3 separate regions of the Homo sapiens genome follow, and all the other regions are linked to region 1. The links are chromatin loops, found by intact Hi-C in ENCODE. Cell type or tissue: B cell. All regions are shown on one strand. Links, peaks and the distances in the headings refer to the core of each region. The heading gives the core; the rest is flanking DNA. Region 1 holds the start of LOC101927369 (a long non-coding RNA gene). Region 2 overlaps CCL18 (C-C motif chemokine ligand 18). Region 3 holds the start of CCL3 (C-C motif chemokine ligand 3).

Evidence for each region. A loop is a pair of places that touch in the nucleus more often than their neighbours do. Peaks named below come from ENCODE experiments on the same cell type or tissue, not always from the same donor. Only the 100,000 strongest peaks of a DNase experiment are listed, where the experiment ranks them.
Region 2: it touches region 1 in a loop (9-fold over the local background); 20 of 110 quality-filtered maps call a loop at or near these places.
Region 3: it touches region 1 in a loop (5-fold over the local background); 4 of 110 quality-filtered maps call a loop at or near these places.

The regions. Positions count from the first base shown.
Region 1 is chr17:36,146,407-36,152,311 of GRCh38, reverse strand. It overlaps LOC101927369 (a long non-coding RNA gene), which reads left to right and starts at 3,268. Exons shown (of 3, transcript XR_243796.5): 1 at 3,268-3,352. In B cell, for the core only: CTCF peaks have their summits at 2,969 and 3,170 (motif pointing right); a DNase peak (open chromatin) is centred at 3,181.
Region 2 is chr17:36,070,570-36,076,474 of GRCh38, reverse strand. CCL18 (C-C motif chemokine ligand 18) reads right to left here. Exons shown (of 3, transcript NM_002988.4): 3 at 4,443-5,524. The coding sequence ends at 5,434. CCL3-AS1 (CCL3 antisense RNA 1) reads right to left here and starts at 1,862. Exons shown (of 3, transcript NR_186417.1): 1 at 1,627-1,862. In B cell, for the core only: CTCF peaks have their summits at 3,573 and 3,773 (motif pointing right); a DNase peak (open chromatin) is centred at 3,764.
Region 3 is chr17:36,088,104-36,092,103 of GRCh38, reverse strand. CCL3 (C-C motif chemokine ligand 3) reads left to right here and starts at 1,961. Exons shown (of 3, transcript NM_002983.3): 1 at 1,961-2,118; 2 at 2,807-2,921; 3 at 3,342-3,848. The coding sequence starts at 2,046. The coding sequence ends at 3,432. CCL3-AS1 (CCL3 antisense RNA 1) reads right to left here. Exons shown (of 3, transcript NR_186417.1): 3 at 2,242-2,558. In B cell, for the core only: no CTCF peak of the experiment used is centred there; a DNase peak (open chromatin) is centred at 1,913; H3K4me3 peaks cover 1,605 bases; H3K27ac peaks cover 2,671 bases.

The DNA of each region.
Region 1 (5,905 bases), core at 752-4,751:
CCTTAAAACCTAAAACAAAAAGTTATAAAAATACATTCATGGTCATGGAAAAATATACATTAGGTAAAAAAATAAAGGGAGATTATTAATGTATGTAAAATGTAATGTAGTAGCTAGTTTGCATACACACTTACAAAATAAAAGTTCTGTAAGGATATGCACCAGCCGGTTTACTGTGGCTAACTCTTCTAGGTTCTAGCAGCCCTGACAGGTTTCTGTTGCATTTCCCAGCGACCATGACCCCTAATCCCCTAAGCCCCTAAGCCTCCCTCTTTTCTGCTCACACAGAACTGATGAGAGGAGAGACTCAGCTCAAAAGTGTTGAGTGAATGAAATCGTTTCTTAAAATATTGGGTTTATAGTTTCCTTTTAAAAAAATGAAACAAATGATTTAATTTTTAAGATTTTTTTCTGGAAAAATAAAAAATCTTATTTTAAAACATATAATGTTAATGTTAATATTTTCCCCCTTAAAATCTCATTTGATACTCCCATCAAATAAGATTTATTCTTTAGGATTTGAGTAATTCTGGGAATAAAGCCTTAATAAATCAGGAAGGACAACATAGTCATCAAGTGCCTGGGTGCTGCAGACCCTGGTTTCCAAACCAGCTATTTTCTGTCTAACTTCTGCCAAGTTACTTTGTCTCTCTGAGCCACAGTCTTCTTATGTATAAAACAGAATCATTAAAGTTCTCATCTCAGGATGTCATGAGGAGTCAAGCTCTGGGAGCAGTACCTAGCACAGCACAAGCATGACATAAGTATTTGCTAAGTGAATGAATAAAAATTTGATGATCTTTTATTATGCTGCCTGATTTGGTAGTATGTGTTAGTAAATGTTTGTAACTAATTTTATCATCTCACTCTTAGGAATTTTAAAAAATCACTTCTAGAGGTGTACAAAAATACTTGCATATGATCCAGTTCATTTCAGCATTATATGCAAGGACAAAAAATTGCAAACCATTAAAATGTTCACTAAAGGAATGTTGGTTAAATAGATTATAGTAAATTCATTTAATGGAGTATGACATAGTCCTTTAAAAGGATAAAGTAGGTAGATTTGTAGGTTGATAGAAGTATCTATTCACAATTATTGTTAAATGAAAAAATATGTTATAAAAGGTTAGGTATAATATACTTTATATAGCATTAACCTAGTATCTGTGAATATTTTCAAATACAGTCCACGGTGGATATTTCTCTCATGCTACACAGACAGATGAGGGTCAGGATCTTGGCTCTGCCCCTTATTATCTGTAGAACTCTGGGAAATTCATTGAGCCCCTCGGAGCCTGTTTCCACGTGTATAAAATGGTGATAATAACAATTATTCTGCAGAGTTGTTTTAGGTTTTCTTTTCTTGTCTTTTCTTGTTTTGCTTTGCTTTGTTTTGAGATGGAGTGTAGCTCTGTTGCCCAGGCTGGAGTGCAGTGGTGTGATCTCAGCTCACTGCAGCCTCTGCCTCCTGAGTTGAAGCGATTATCATTCCTCAGCCTCCCGGGTAGCTGGGATTACAGGCATATGCCACCACACCCAGCTAATTTTTGTATTTTTGGTAGAGATAGAGTTTCACCATGTTGGCCAGCCTGGGCTTGAACTCCTGGGCTCAACTGGTCCACCCACCTTAGCCTCCCAAAATGCTGGGATTACAGGCATGAGCCACCATGCCTGGCCCTGTTTCAGGTTTAAATGCCATAACCTCCATGAAAATCCCTAGCAAGCAGCAGGTACTCAGGGTGGTGTTTGTTCCCACAGTGACTGTATGTATCTGGGGGACAACACGGGTAATGCATGAGATTCACAAGTCCATATGTAACCCACACATTGTCTGTAAAATTAATAAGTGATGTTTTATTCTTTTCAAATATAAGTAGAGACTGCTGTAAATAACACAAACTCCTATTTAGTGGCATTACTGAATCCATTAGGCATGTATGCAGATACTTTATTACTACAAATTTAGCTATCCTATGAGTAATTTAACATTTCTGATGTTTTAAAAGGGCCCTCATGAGGCAATTTGAAAATATGTATCTAAAGCCTTAATATTAGGCAGGGCCCTGGGCTTTGAATAAAGACTCGTTTTGAGGTCCACAGAGAGGAGACACAAGGCCACAAGATGGTCCCATGGCTAGCAAGTGGCAGAGTCCAGATCCAAAGGATGTCTGTCTGACTCCAGACCTCAGGATCTTAACCCCCACACGATGCTAATGTTCCTTACTGACCAAGGGAGGTTCAGAGAAGGTACATACCTAGTGCCAACTTCACACTACCATTTATCGAGCACTTGCTATGTACTCAATAAATAAGCACTAAGAGCTAGGTGATTGTACAACCTTATTCAAGTCTCAGAACAACCCTACAAGTAGAAACTATTGTCTCCATTTTAGAATGAAAGAGGCTCTGGGAGTTTGATTCACTTGCACAAAGCCACAGAACTAGGAAAAGGAGGGTGCAGGGTTTGAATCGAGTCTATCTGACTTCAGCCCCCCTCACAATGCTATACTGCTGCCAGTCTCGGTGGGGCTTGGACTATGATGACGGCCCCAGAAATGGCTGTCGCTGTCGGATGCCCCCATGATCTCATGTCTCACCCAGCTCCTGCTTAGAAGGCGAGAGAGTGGTTGTGGAGGAAGTCCAGCCAGCCAGCCAAAGATGGGAAACCCCACTGGGACAGAATTTGTTTTCTCCAGTTCGGACTTGGCAGAGAGCAGGAACGCATGGGTCTGAGGTGGAAGAAACGGTCCTGTGGATGAGTCAGCAGCTGCCACAGCAGAAAGCATTTGTGGCCGCTCTGTGCAAAGACGCTGGGTATTTCTTTTGCTGTTATCTTATAGTTTGAGTGGTTTGGAGGAAAAGGCAGAAGCATGTGGACAGCAGCTCCTCATGATTACTTCATTCGGGGAGGCAGCATGCTGTGCTGAAAAGTGTTCTGGCTTTGGTGGCAAAGAGATCAGCTTTGCCATTTACCAACTGCTTGATGTGGGACACATTTCATCTCTCAAAGACCCAGTTTCCATGCATTTGAAATAAGGATACAATATTTACTTCAGAAAGCTGTTATGAAGAGTAAATGCAGATGTGAAATTTACAGATATTTCCACCTCATCTGCTCCAGCCAGTACTGCAGTGGGAAGGTCATGCACTGCACAGTGATTGCCAGTAGATGGCGCAATGGGCCTGCCGCCATCCCAGGCTTTGTTTCTGAACCCAGCGGGAGAGGGAGATGACAGAAATCTTTATTGCAAACTGGGGGACACCATTAGCTACAGTGGCCTCCTGGGATCACCATTTGCAATATAAGCCCAGTGACTTAAAGGAGAGAGTGGAGAGGAATCATGGTAAGGTAAGCAAAAGAAAAAGACATTTTGTTTATTTCTCAGTTTCCTCATCTGTAAAATGTGGGTGCTATAAATCCACACATCATAAAAAGCTCTCAAGATTAAAAAAAAATGTATTTGAAAAGATCTGAAACAAAGCGGGTGCTAAATATGTGTTTCATTCATCCTTTTCCCACTCTGGGGGATTCCAACTTATTACAAAAGATTGCTGAAACATTCCTCCAAACAAGTAAATATTTCACAAACGTAACTGAGGTTTTTTTTTTTTTTTAATGTATGTGACTTAAAATTGTAAACTCAGATGAAATTACACCTACTGTCAAATAGTGAAAAATTAAACTATAGCCAGTATTTTGAGGTTGATCAAAACTTTTTGGCATAAAAAAATGTACCCTCGTAACAGCAATTTGGCAATGTATTTTTGGAGTTTAAAAAGCGTGCATGCTGGCCAGGCACAGTGGCATGTGTCTGCAATCCCAGCTACTTAGGAGGCTGAGGTGGGAGGATAGCTTCAGCCCAGGAATTTGAGACCAGCCTAGGCAACAGGGATTCCTAATTTTTTAGGGATCTCTAAAAAATTAAATAAAATTAAAATGTAAAAAATGCATGCATTTTCACCTAGAAACACTTCAAAGAATATTTCCTGATGAAACAATCAACTGTGCATGGAAAGATTTCATTCTAAGGAATCTTTTGAAGTCTAAATATCTATTGGTCAAGAATTAGTAAATAAAATATGGTATATCTACATGGTGAGAATGATGTGAAACCTTGGGGGGAAAATGAAATTGTAGAAATACATCCACTGACAGGGAAAGCTGTTTACTGTATATTGGTGAGTGAAAAAAAAAAGAAGAGGTCCAAAATTATGTAGAGTGTGATGCCTTGATTATTTTGCACACACACCCCATGGATCAAAGTATGAAAGGACGTGACAAAACATGTAACTATATTTATCTGCTGGTAATGAGATTATGAGCAAGTTTTACCATCTCTTTGTTCTATATATCTGACTTCACTATAATGAATATCTATTCCTTGGGAAATATGAAATGATTTTTCTTTTCAGGATTCTCATACTTGAAAATGTGGGGGTAATGGGTCTTAGGATCAGCCCTTCCCTCAGGAAGGGTGAGAGCAGAAGGAGCCCTCAGGCCTTTGGGGACATTTCTGTCACATTTGTGGGTGACCGCACTACTGTGAAAATCCAGGTATCACCAAATCTTTAATCAGTCTCGGTCAGGCCAGGTGGGGAGAGTCAGGACTCACCTGCTTGGGGATGAGGTTTTGGGGAGGGGGAACAAAGATGTGCCAGCAGCCCTTCCTGATGCAACATTTTCCTTCCTTGTAGTCCCCGTCTTTTCTGCATTGGTGCACACAGATGCCTGACCAGAGGAGAGACCCAATTAACAGCTTTCAAGTATTACATATAGAAAATAACATTTTCAAATGCCCTTTAAGATATCGTCAAAACCATCAATTACCTAGAGATAAATCTAACAAATCTTGTGCAGAAAATTACACGATATTACAAACAAAAATTTGTAGGTACCTTAATAAATGGAGGGATGTGCCGTGTTTGTGGATTAGAAGATTCATTATTATAAAGCTGTCAGTTTTCCCCAAATTCAACAATAAATTTAATACAATCTCAGTCAAAATCTTAGAAGGATTTTTCATGAAAATTGATAAACTGATTCTAAAACTTATATGAAAATTCCAAAAGGCAAGAATAATCAAGACAGTCTTAAACAAAGTTGAGGGACTTAAGCTACCATTTATCAGGATTTATTATAATGTGGCAGTAAATGGAACAGCAGTGCAAGATACCAAATAGATCAGTGTAACAAAAACACACCATCTCATAATTTATGACAAAGGAGCCGCTGTAGTTCAAAGAGGGAAAGAATGCTTTTTCAGTAAAGGTAGCTGGCTTGATTGGCTTATTCATGTAAACAAAAAGGAACCTTGACTCCTACCCCACACCACACACAGAAATCTCTTCCAAATGGATCATGGACTTAATGTGAAAGAAGAAACAATAAAGCTTTTAGAAGATATTGTAGAAATAGTTTCATGATCTTGGGATAGGCAAAGATTTCTTCTTCTTCTTGTTTTTTTTTTTTTTTTTTTTTTTTTTTTTTTTGAGACAGAGTTTTGCCCTTGTCACCTAGGCTGGAGAAAATGAGCTGGGTTGGCCTTATTCTCCTTTTTTCGTATGAATGTATGGGGTACAAGTGTAATTTAGTTACATGCATAGATTGTGTAGTGGTGAAGTCAGGGTACCTGGATAATGTACATTGTACCCATTAAGTAATTCCTCATCATCTACCTTGTCCTACCCTACCCTCCACCACTGTCCCAAGTCTCTACTGTCTATCATTCCACATGCTATGTCCATTGCATGTTTGTGTTCCCCCCAAATTCATATGTTGAAACCAAATCACCAATGTGATTGTATTAGGAGATGATGGAGGGGTTGTGGAGGTGAATAGATCATGATAATGCAGCCCTTATGAATGGAATTAGTGTCCTTATAAAATAGGCCCAAGGGAGCT
Region 2 (5,905 bases), core at 1,906-5,905, 77 kb after region 1:
ACAGATGTAGTCCCTGCCCCCACTGCTAGGTTATCCCTGCATCTTTTAAAAAAATATTGAAGTTATGGGCAATGCATGTATATTTCCCTCGGATAGATGGGCATTCCTGAGGGTCCTCTCTCTGCATAGTTTCTTAGGTGAGAGATCCCACCCTTGCCCAACATCTTTCACCTCTCTCTTCTGCTCACACCACTGGCAGCATACCCTGGGCCTTTGCTAGCCTGGAAGACACCATTGAGCATGTTACAAAAAAGCACCATGGAGCACACCTAGCCCTGTGTGAGTGCAAGACCTTACAGGTGATGGGCAGACTGGCTTTCAGCACCCTCTTGCCCACACATCCAGGGGCCTTTGTAGACAGCGGCCCTGAGACCACCCCATCAGCTACTGCTGTTAAGATCCTTGTAAGCTAAGCAGTGGATCTCCTATTGGTAGGATGAGCACTTTAAGACTCAAAGGGGTTACTATTAATAACTATGCTGGCACAACTGGCATAAACTGGGTCATTTCCCAGACAAAATGGGACATGTGATTCCCCCAACCTTTGCGGAGTGTCACTGGGAGGATGGCTCGAGCCCAGCTCCCTTCCACAGGATCACTCGGCCAATGGAAAGCTCATTCCATGTGGTGGGAGAGCAGCCTCCAGCAATCCTTTTCCCTGCTTTGGTTCCTATCTTCTGTTTTCTTCTCCCCTGCTCATTTTGGCTCAGGCAAATCATGAGGTTCACCATGTAAGCTGACATCCAACTGGAAAATGAGTTGCCTTGTTTGCAGGTACTTCCAGTTTGTACAAGTTACCCTCTGGAGACCCCTTCACTGGGCTTCAAGAGCAGTTAGAAGTAAAGACCTCTCCTTCACAAAGGTGGAACCCACTAGGCTGGCCACTTTCTTTCCTTTTCCTATGTCTACAATGCCCTGGAAGGATTGTCTGGCCCCAGTTGTTAGTGACTTAGTTTAGAATATAAAGTCTATAATGAAAACTTAGTCTCAGATTTGGGAACTAGCCATCATTTGTGGGGCAACAGGGTATATCCCGATCAAAATCTTTTTACAAAACCGGTAAAATAATTCAGGAAAGACCAGGCACAGTGGCTCACGCCTGTAATCCCAGCACTTTGGGAGGCCAAGGCGGGCAGATCACCTGAGATCAGGAGTTCGAGACCAGCCTGGCCAACATGGTGAAACCCCATCTCTACTAAAAATACAAAAATTAGCTGGGCGTGGTGGTGCGTGCCTGTAATCCCAGCTACTCAGGAGGCTGAGGCACAAGAATCACTTGAACCCAGGAGGCAGAGGTGGCAGTGAGCTGCGATCATGCCATTGCACTCCAGCCTGGGCGACAAGAACAAAAACTGTCTCAAAAAATAATAATAATAACAATAATAATTATTATTATACAGGAAAATACAGAATGGCAAAGGGGTATATTATTACTGCATTATTAATGTAAAAATTGAGTATAGTGTTGAATAAAGTGAGAAAATCCCTAAGACAACTGGCATATAACAGGAGAGTCTGAATTGAACCCCCAATTTGGGAAGAACATGCTTGATGTGATGTAATCACAGGCAGGGGATTGGTCATCTTCACATATAAAGACAGAATTAATATGAGAAAGTTACATACATTTGGTAGATACTAGTTGGGTTCCAAGGTCTTTCTCTCTTTCTTTCTCTTTTATCCTTACATGATTCTTCGGAAAAGCAACCCCTCTGGTAGTCTGTGTGGTTTTCAGCCCATCAACATTGCTTGTTATAGACATTGATCAGCTGAAACAAATCAGTAAATCCACTTCTCTGGCCACAAAGATGAATTAAGATACAGGTTGGCAAACTTGCTCTGTAAAGGACCAAATGGAAACTACTTCAGGTTTTGTGGGTCATACAGTGTCTTTCACAACTACTCAGCTCTGCTTTGTCGTATGAAAATATGATTCATTCCAGGTAAGGAGTCCTTGCTAGACTGTGGGCTGTAAACAATACAGAAACAAATAAACCCAACTGCATTCCAATAAAACTTTTTTATGGACACTAAAACTCCAATTTCATACAATTTTCATATTTCTCAAAATAATCTTCTTTTGGATGTTTTCAATGACTTAAAATGTAAAAACATCTTAGCTCGCAGGCCATACAAAAACAGGTAGTAGGTCAAATTGGGCCCAATGGCCATAGTTTGCTGGCCCCTGGGTTAAGAGATGGGCTCTTAATCCAAGCCAGCCAGACCAATAAAAGTGGAACTCAGGCTCTTGGCTCAAAATACGAGGATACAGACATTGTCTTCCCAATTTGCTCTGGAAGTTTCTGGAAGCTATTCTGCCAATAGAGTAACTAGGATGAATATAGTAACTTCTTTCTAGGATGAAGCTCTCAAATGCAGGGAGATCAGAAATTCAGAAAGACATGTATAGTCCATAGCGAAACAAGGACCACTGAATCAAGTTTTGCCTGAAACTAATTCTATTTCTTGAAGCTTCAGTTATGTGAACTAATAAGTTCCCTTTATCATTTAAGCCAGATTGAGTTATTTTTCTGACACTGTGACTTAAACCATCCCTAACTAACATAGACTGCAATGTTGTAAGTATGGGTCCCCAAACGTGGAACTGGCTGAAGGCAGTAGCTAAGGTCAAAGTCAGTGGGGATACCTCTAGTTACCAAAATTGCCGGTTACCCCCATGGCCTGTTATATATTCTAAGTCCATCTTCGAGCCAAAGTTTTATCAAAAACGAAAATTCAGGGTATTGGAGACTATTTCTTGCATCAGTCTTAGTAAGGCCCACTAAGAAAGAAATTAACTTACTTTGAAACTGATTCTTCTGATAGCAGAGAAGGGGAAAAAAAGTAGTTTTTTAAAGAAATGTACTTTCTGCTTGCTGCCTGAAAACCAAGCTAATTAAGAATCCTGTGATCTGGAGCTTGCAGGACTAGAAGAGCAGAATTTTCCAGTCCAAGCTAATGTTAATATAAGCAAAAATGAGGAGGTGAGAGATTAGGCAGGACAGGAAAGCAGGTCCCGAAGCAGCCAAATCCACCTCCTTCTCAGATCCCACATTGTAAATATTTATCTTGATGATAAAATGAATGTATTAGTCAGTTATCCAGAAAAACAGAAACAGTAGGCTATTTCTCTCTATAGATATAGATTGGATACCAATGTTGATATAGATATAAATACCGAGATATTTATTAGGGGAATTGGCTCCCACAATTACGGAAGCCAAGAAGTCCTGCCATCTGCAAGCTGGAGAACCAGGAAAGCCAGTGGTGTGATTTGGTCTGAAGGCCTGAGAACCAGGGCAGCCAAAGTTGTCAGTCCTGGTCCAAGTTCACAGACCTGAGAAGGGGTCAAGAAGGGTAGGTGATGGTACAAGTCCCTGTCTGAGTCTGAAGGCTCAAGAATCGGAAGCGTGGATGTCAGAGGGCAGGAGAAGATGGATGTCCCAGCTCAAACGCAGACAGCAAAGTCACCCTTCCTCAGCCTTTTTGTTCTATTTGGGACCTCAGTGAATTGGATGATGCCTGCCTGCATTGGTGAGGGCAGATCTTCTTTAGTCTTCTGATGCTAATCTCTTCTGGAACACCACACAGACACACTCAGAAATGATGTTTATCAGCTACCTGGGTATCCCTTAGCTTAGTCCAGTTGACGCGTAACATTAACCATCACAATGAACAGCTGTGCTCTTTGTGAAGGTGCAGCTGTATTCATCAGAGGCAGGGAGCTAAAGACGCTGACCTTCGCACTTGTTTCACCAGCAGGGGGCAATGTGGAGTCAATACAATGGGGGAGCCGGTGGGCGGCGGAAGGGATGACCACAGAGCTCCCAGTGCTGTGCTGGAAGAGACGTGTTAAAAACCCAGTTCTAGAAATAACTGTATCTGATAGATTTTCTGCTTATGATTAACCATCCAATGGAATGAACCAAAAATAACTAGATCAGATGCCTTCAAAAATTAGAACGGAGTTGCAGTGCCTCTGAAACCTTAATGCTGGTTAAAAACAGCCTGTGACCCCACACCAACAGTGGTTCTCAAACTTGGCTGTGCATTAACATCCCCTGGGGAGTTTTTAAATTACTGATGCCAGGCCCCCACATCAATCCAATTAAATTCATAACTTTGGAGGTGAGGACCTGGCATTAGAATTTTTAAAAGCTCTCCTAAGTGATTCTAATGTGAATTCAAGGTTGAGAAGCCGTGTTCCACACTTAAGCCAAAGCCCTGTTCTACACTTAAGCCAAAGCCCTGTTCTACACTTAAGCCAAAATCAACAGACATCTCCAACAGGAAACAGACACCTCTATAAGCAGTATTCCTTCTTCAGAGGGTTGCCAGATACAATTTAGGATACCCTGTTAAATTCGAGTTTCAGAAAAAGAACAAATCATTTTTGGTACAAGTAGGTCCCAAATATTGCATGGGATATACTTACACTAAAATAGTATCCATTCTGTATTTTTATTTGCTAACTCTGGCCACCCAGCCCCAAGCCTCATCTCGTATAGTCATGGAAAACATCCTCCCCAAAAGCAGAGTGGAGAACAAAGATAACATTACCAAGGCTTTCAGCAACTTCCAGGTAAGGAGTCCTTGCTAGACTATGGGCAGTATTTGCTAGACTTTTACTAATATAAGTACTTAGCCCAAAACCCAGCACTTGGTAAGACCTCAACAGATGTTAGCCATCATTCTGAGGAAAGCTTCATTTATGAAAATGAGCTTGTGTGCGTAAATATGCATTGCAGCGTCATCTTGATATTCATTTAAGTAGAAAATTTTTCTATCACATTTCAGTTACAATATGGTTTATAAACTAATGGTGTCTGTTTCAACTTTTCAGGAAAGTATCTCCAGGGAAATGTCTGGTATGACTGTAGAAGTACTTGGTCCCTATCTTGCTGTTTCTGCCCCTTTTCATATTTCCCTACTCCTCCCCCAGAATTCCTCTCAGTCTGTGATTCCGATTAGTGAAACAAAATCAACAGAGTCGTCACAGTGAGAATGCTGGTTTACCTTTTATATAATAAGTACTGCCAATATATTAAAAGGTGGTGCTGAGCAAAACCATTCAATAAAGATTTGTCATTTGATACATATGGCACAATGTCTGCTGAGAAAGCTAATCACACTGATTGATCCATGCATTGAATGTACGAAGAGTTGAAGGGAAAGGGGAAAGGATGATAAAGACAATGTCATGAGATGTCAGAGAAAATACTAATTTCATAATGCAGCTCAACAATAGAAATCAATTTCAAAATGAAATATGATGCATAAACTAAGATTAAAGTTAGTTAATGTGGCTGGGCATAGCAGATGGGACTCTTAGAAGAGGTAGCCTCCAGGGTGGCAGGGCCATTGCCCTGGCTCAGGCTCCTGTTCCCTCCTGGGCCCACCAAGTTCACTGGGCCCTCGCAGCTTCCAGGCCCCTCAGGCATTCAGCTTCAGGTCGCTGATGTATTTCTGGACCCACTTCTTATTGGGGTCAGCACAGATCTGCCGGCCTCTCTTGGTTAGGAGGCTGTGGAGAAGGGAGGAAGAGTTAAGAACTGACGAATTCATCAGGGGAATCCTGTGGCCCCTGCGTCCTTCTCTGTCCCAGGCATCTCAGGGCCTGTCCTCGTGCCCGTAAAATTTCCCCTTAACTTCGGGGTTCACAGGCCTTCCCCAAATGTCTCAGATGGGGTTCCTCAGGAAGCAAACTTCCTGTTGTCATGTCTGCTCTCTTCCCTCTGCCCAGGGGCAGGCCCTTCAGGACTCTGCAGGCCCCAGGCCAGGTCACAAAACACTGCAGGGGCCTCCCCTGGAGTCCTTTACCTTGATGGGCCTTAGAGAGCTGAGTACTCTGAGGGGACCTCACCCCAAACCTCCCATCCTCCCTCCCGAGGGGTGGGCAGGAGCA
Region 3 (4,000 bases), core at 1-4,000, 59 kb after region 1:
CTCTGTTATTCTCCAGCATCAAATGTATCAACTCTAACCCCTTTGGGGGGAATACAAGGCCTGTCCTGGTTTGGTCCCAATTTAGCTTTATCATCCATATTCACCCCCACTGCTCTGCAGCTCCACTGAAGCACCCCCTCTTTCCTCTGAACCCACAATGTCACACTCAGGACTCTGCCTCAGCTGGGCACTCATCTATAGATGCCTAAATCCCGGGCAGTTATCCAGACACAACTAAAGTTCCATCCCTTCCATGAAGCCTTCCCCAACCCTCTGGTGGAAGGTCACTTCTTCCCCTCGTGGGATTCTGAGCTTTCATTTCTTTTTCTACTAGGAGTCCTAGCACTTTCGGCTAAATGCTACAATTACCTGTTCATACACTCTACCTGCCCCCACGAGATCAGGGGCATCTCAGAAACAAAGATCATTAAAACCAACTAAATCTATTTCTCATTATAAAATGAGGTATGCTGATTGATTGTGAAAGAATAAAATAACAAAGTATGGAAAAGAAAAAAAAGCATATAATCTGGCTGAGAAGGTAGAGACCCTTCCACACCACTGAAATTATGTATTGAAAAGAATAAGTAAAAAACTGCTTCAATTTGGCATGATTTATGTAAGTATAGTATAGGATCCTTAAAATGGTTCAAAGAAATGGGAAATCAAGACTTCATTTTGGCCAAAACCATTGAACAGAAACTTCAGCATATTTATCAATAATTTCTTTCAGATTAAACAACTGACAACAACCTATTTTTCAACCAGTGATGTTGGAAATGTTTTTTTAAAAATTAGTTTATAAATTTGTGGGCTGACCAAGAAGGTAATAAAGTCTAACTAAGTAAAATGAGAAAAATTCAGAAAAAGAAAAAAATAAGAAAATAAATCACCCAGGGACCTATCACACAAATATAAGAACTATTCATTCTTTAAGGCATGTATTTCCAAGCCTTTGTATTTTTTTCCATGCTTAGGGTTGGCAAGGAATATATATATATTTGTACAAATATATATGTGTATATGTACAAATACATGTATATATAGTACAAATATATATATATATTTGTACAATTCTTCAGACTTTGTAGAATTTGTATAATGTCGTATCTTGCTTTTTTTAACCACTGATGTTATAAGCATATTTATGCCACTTCATTCATTTTAGAGACTTAATAATAAATGATCTAGTGGATAATTTATCATTCCCTGATGGAGAAAAATTTAGCTTTGTTTATTTTAGAGTTATAAACGATGCTGGGTCAGGTATCTTTATGTTTGAAGATGGCTCCATATTTGGGTTGTTTCCACAGAACTCTTTCCTAGAAATGCTTTTTCTAGGTTAATGGCTACAGATATTTCTAGGCACCTGACATATTGACACCCACCTCTAAAGTATTTTTATGATCCACAACTAGCGTTTAACACAGCGCCCTAGTCACTACATGACTAATAAATAGACAAATGACTGAAACATGACCTCATGCTTTCTATTCCTCCAGCTTTCATTCAGTTCTTTGCCTCTGGGAGGAGGAAGGGTTGTGCAGCCCTCCACAGCATCAGCCCATCAACCCTATCCCTGTGGTTATAGCAGCTGAGGAAGCAGAATTGCAGCTCTGTGGGAAGGAATGGGGCTGGAGAGTTCATGCACAGACCAGTTCTTATGAGAAGGGACTGACTAAGAATAGCCTTGGGTTGACATATACCCCTCTTCACACTCACAGGAGAAACCATTTCCCTATGAAACTATAACAAGTCATGAGTTGAGAGCTGAGAGTTAGAGAATAGCTCAAAGATGCTATTCTTGGATATCCTGAGCCCCTGTGGTCACCAGGGACCCTGAGTTGTGCAACTTAGCATGACAGCATCACTACGCTTAAAAATTTCCCTCCTCACCCCCAGATTCCATTTCCCCATCCGCCAGGGCTGCCTATAAAGAGGAGAGCTGGTTTCAGACTTCAGAAGGACACGGGCAGCAGACAGTGGTCAGTCCTTTCTTGGCTCTGCTGACACTCGAGCCCACATTCCGTCACCTGCTCAGAATCATGCAGGTCTCCACTGCTGCCCTTGCTGTCCTCCTCTGCACCATGGCTCTCTGCAACCAGTTCTCTGCATCACGTGAGTCTGAGTTTCGTTGTGGGTATCACCACTCTCTGGCCATGGTTAGACCACATCAATCTTTTCTTGTGGCCTAAAAGCCCCCAAGAGAAAAGAGAACTTCTTAAAGGGCTGCCAAACATCTTGGTCTTTCTCTTTAAGACTTTTATTTTTATCTCTAGAAGGGGTCTTAGCCCCCTAGTCTCCAGGTATGAGAATCTAGGCAGGGGCAGGGGAGTTACAGTCCCTTTTACAGATAGAAAAACAGGGTTCGAAACGAATCAGTTAGCAAGAGGCAGAATCCAGGGCTGCTTACTTCCCAGTGGGGTATGTTGTTCACTCTCCAGCTCACTCTAGGTCTCCCAGGAGCTCTGTCCCTTGGATGTCTTATGAGAGATGTCCAAGGCTTCTCTTGGGTTGGGGTATGACTTCTTGAACCAGACAAAATTCCCTGAAGAGAACTGAGATAAGAGAACAGTCCGTTCAGGTATCTGGATCACACAGAGAAACAGAGAACCCACTATGAAGAGTCAAGGAGAAAGAAGGATACAGACAGAAACAAAGAGACATTTCTCAGCAAAAATGCCCAAATGCCTTCCAGTCACTTGGTCTGAGCAAGCCTGCCTTCCTCAACTGCTCGGGGATCAGAAGCTGCCTGGCCTTTTCTTCTGAGCTGTGACTCGGGCTCATTCTCTTCCTTTCTCCACAGTTGCTGCTGACACGCCGACCGCCTGCTGCTTCAGCTACACCTCCCGGCAGATTCCACAGAATTTCATAGCTGACTACTTTGAGACGAGCAGCCAGTGCTCCAAGCCCGGTGTCATGTAAGTGCCAGTCTTCCTGCTCACCTCTATGGAGGTAGGGAGGGTCAGGGTTGGGGCAGAGACAGGCCAGAAGGCTATCCTGGAAAGGCCCAGCCTTCAGGAGCCTATCGGGGATACAGGACGCAGGGCTCCGAGGTGTGACCTGACTTGGAGCTGGAGTGAGGCATGTGTTACAGAGTCAGGAAGGGCTGCCCCAGCCCAGAGGAAAGGGACAGGAAGAAGGAGGCAGCGGGACACTCTGAGGGCCACCCCTACTGAGTCACTGAGAGAAGCTCTCTAGACAGAGATAGGCAGGGGGCCCCTGAAAGAGGAGCAAGCCCTGAGCTGCCCAGGACAGAGAGCAGAATGGTGGGGCCATGGTGGGCCCAGGATTCCCCTGCTGGATTCCCCAGTGCTTAACTCTTCCTCCCTTCTCCACAGCTTCCTAACCAAGCGAAGCCGGCAGGTCTGTGCTGACCCCAGTGAGGAGTGGGTCCAGAAATATGTCAGCGACCTGGAGCTGAGTGCCTGAGGGGTCCAGAAGCTTCGAGGCCCAGCGACCTCGGTGGGCCCAGTGGGGAGGAGCAGGAGCCTGAGCCTTGGGAACATGCGTGTGACCTCCACAGCTACCTCTTCTATGGACTGGTTGTTGCCAAACAGCCACACTGTGGGACTCTTCTTAACTTAAATTTTAATTTATTTATACTATTTAGTTTTTGTAATTTATTTTCGATTTCACAGTGTGTTTGTGATTGTTTGCTCTGAGAGTTCCCCTGTCCCCTCCCCCTTCCCTCACACCGCGTCTGGTGACAACCGAGTGGCTGTCATCAGCCTGTGTAGGCAGTCATGGCACCAAAGCCACCAGACTGACAAATGTGTATCGGATGCTTTTGTTCAGGGCTGTGATCGGCCTGGGGAAATAATAAAGATGCTCTTTTAAAAGGTAAACCAGTATTGAGTTTGGTTTTGTTTTTCTGGCAAATCAAAATCACTGGTTAAGAGGAATCATAGGCAAAGATTAGGAAGAGGTGAAATGGAGGGAAATTGGGAGAGATGGGGAGGGCTACCACAGAGTTATCCACTTTACAACGGAGACACAG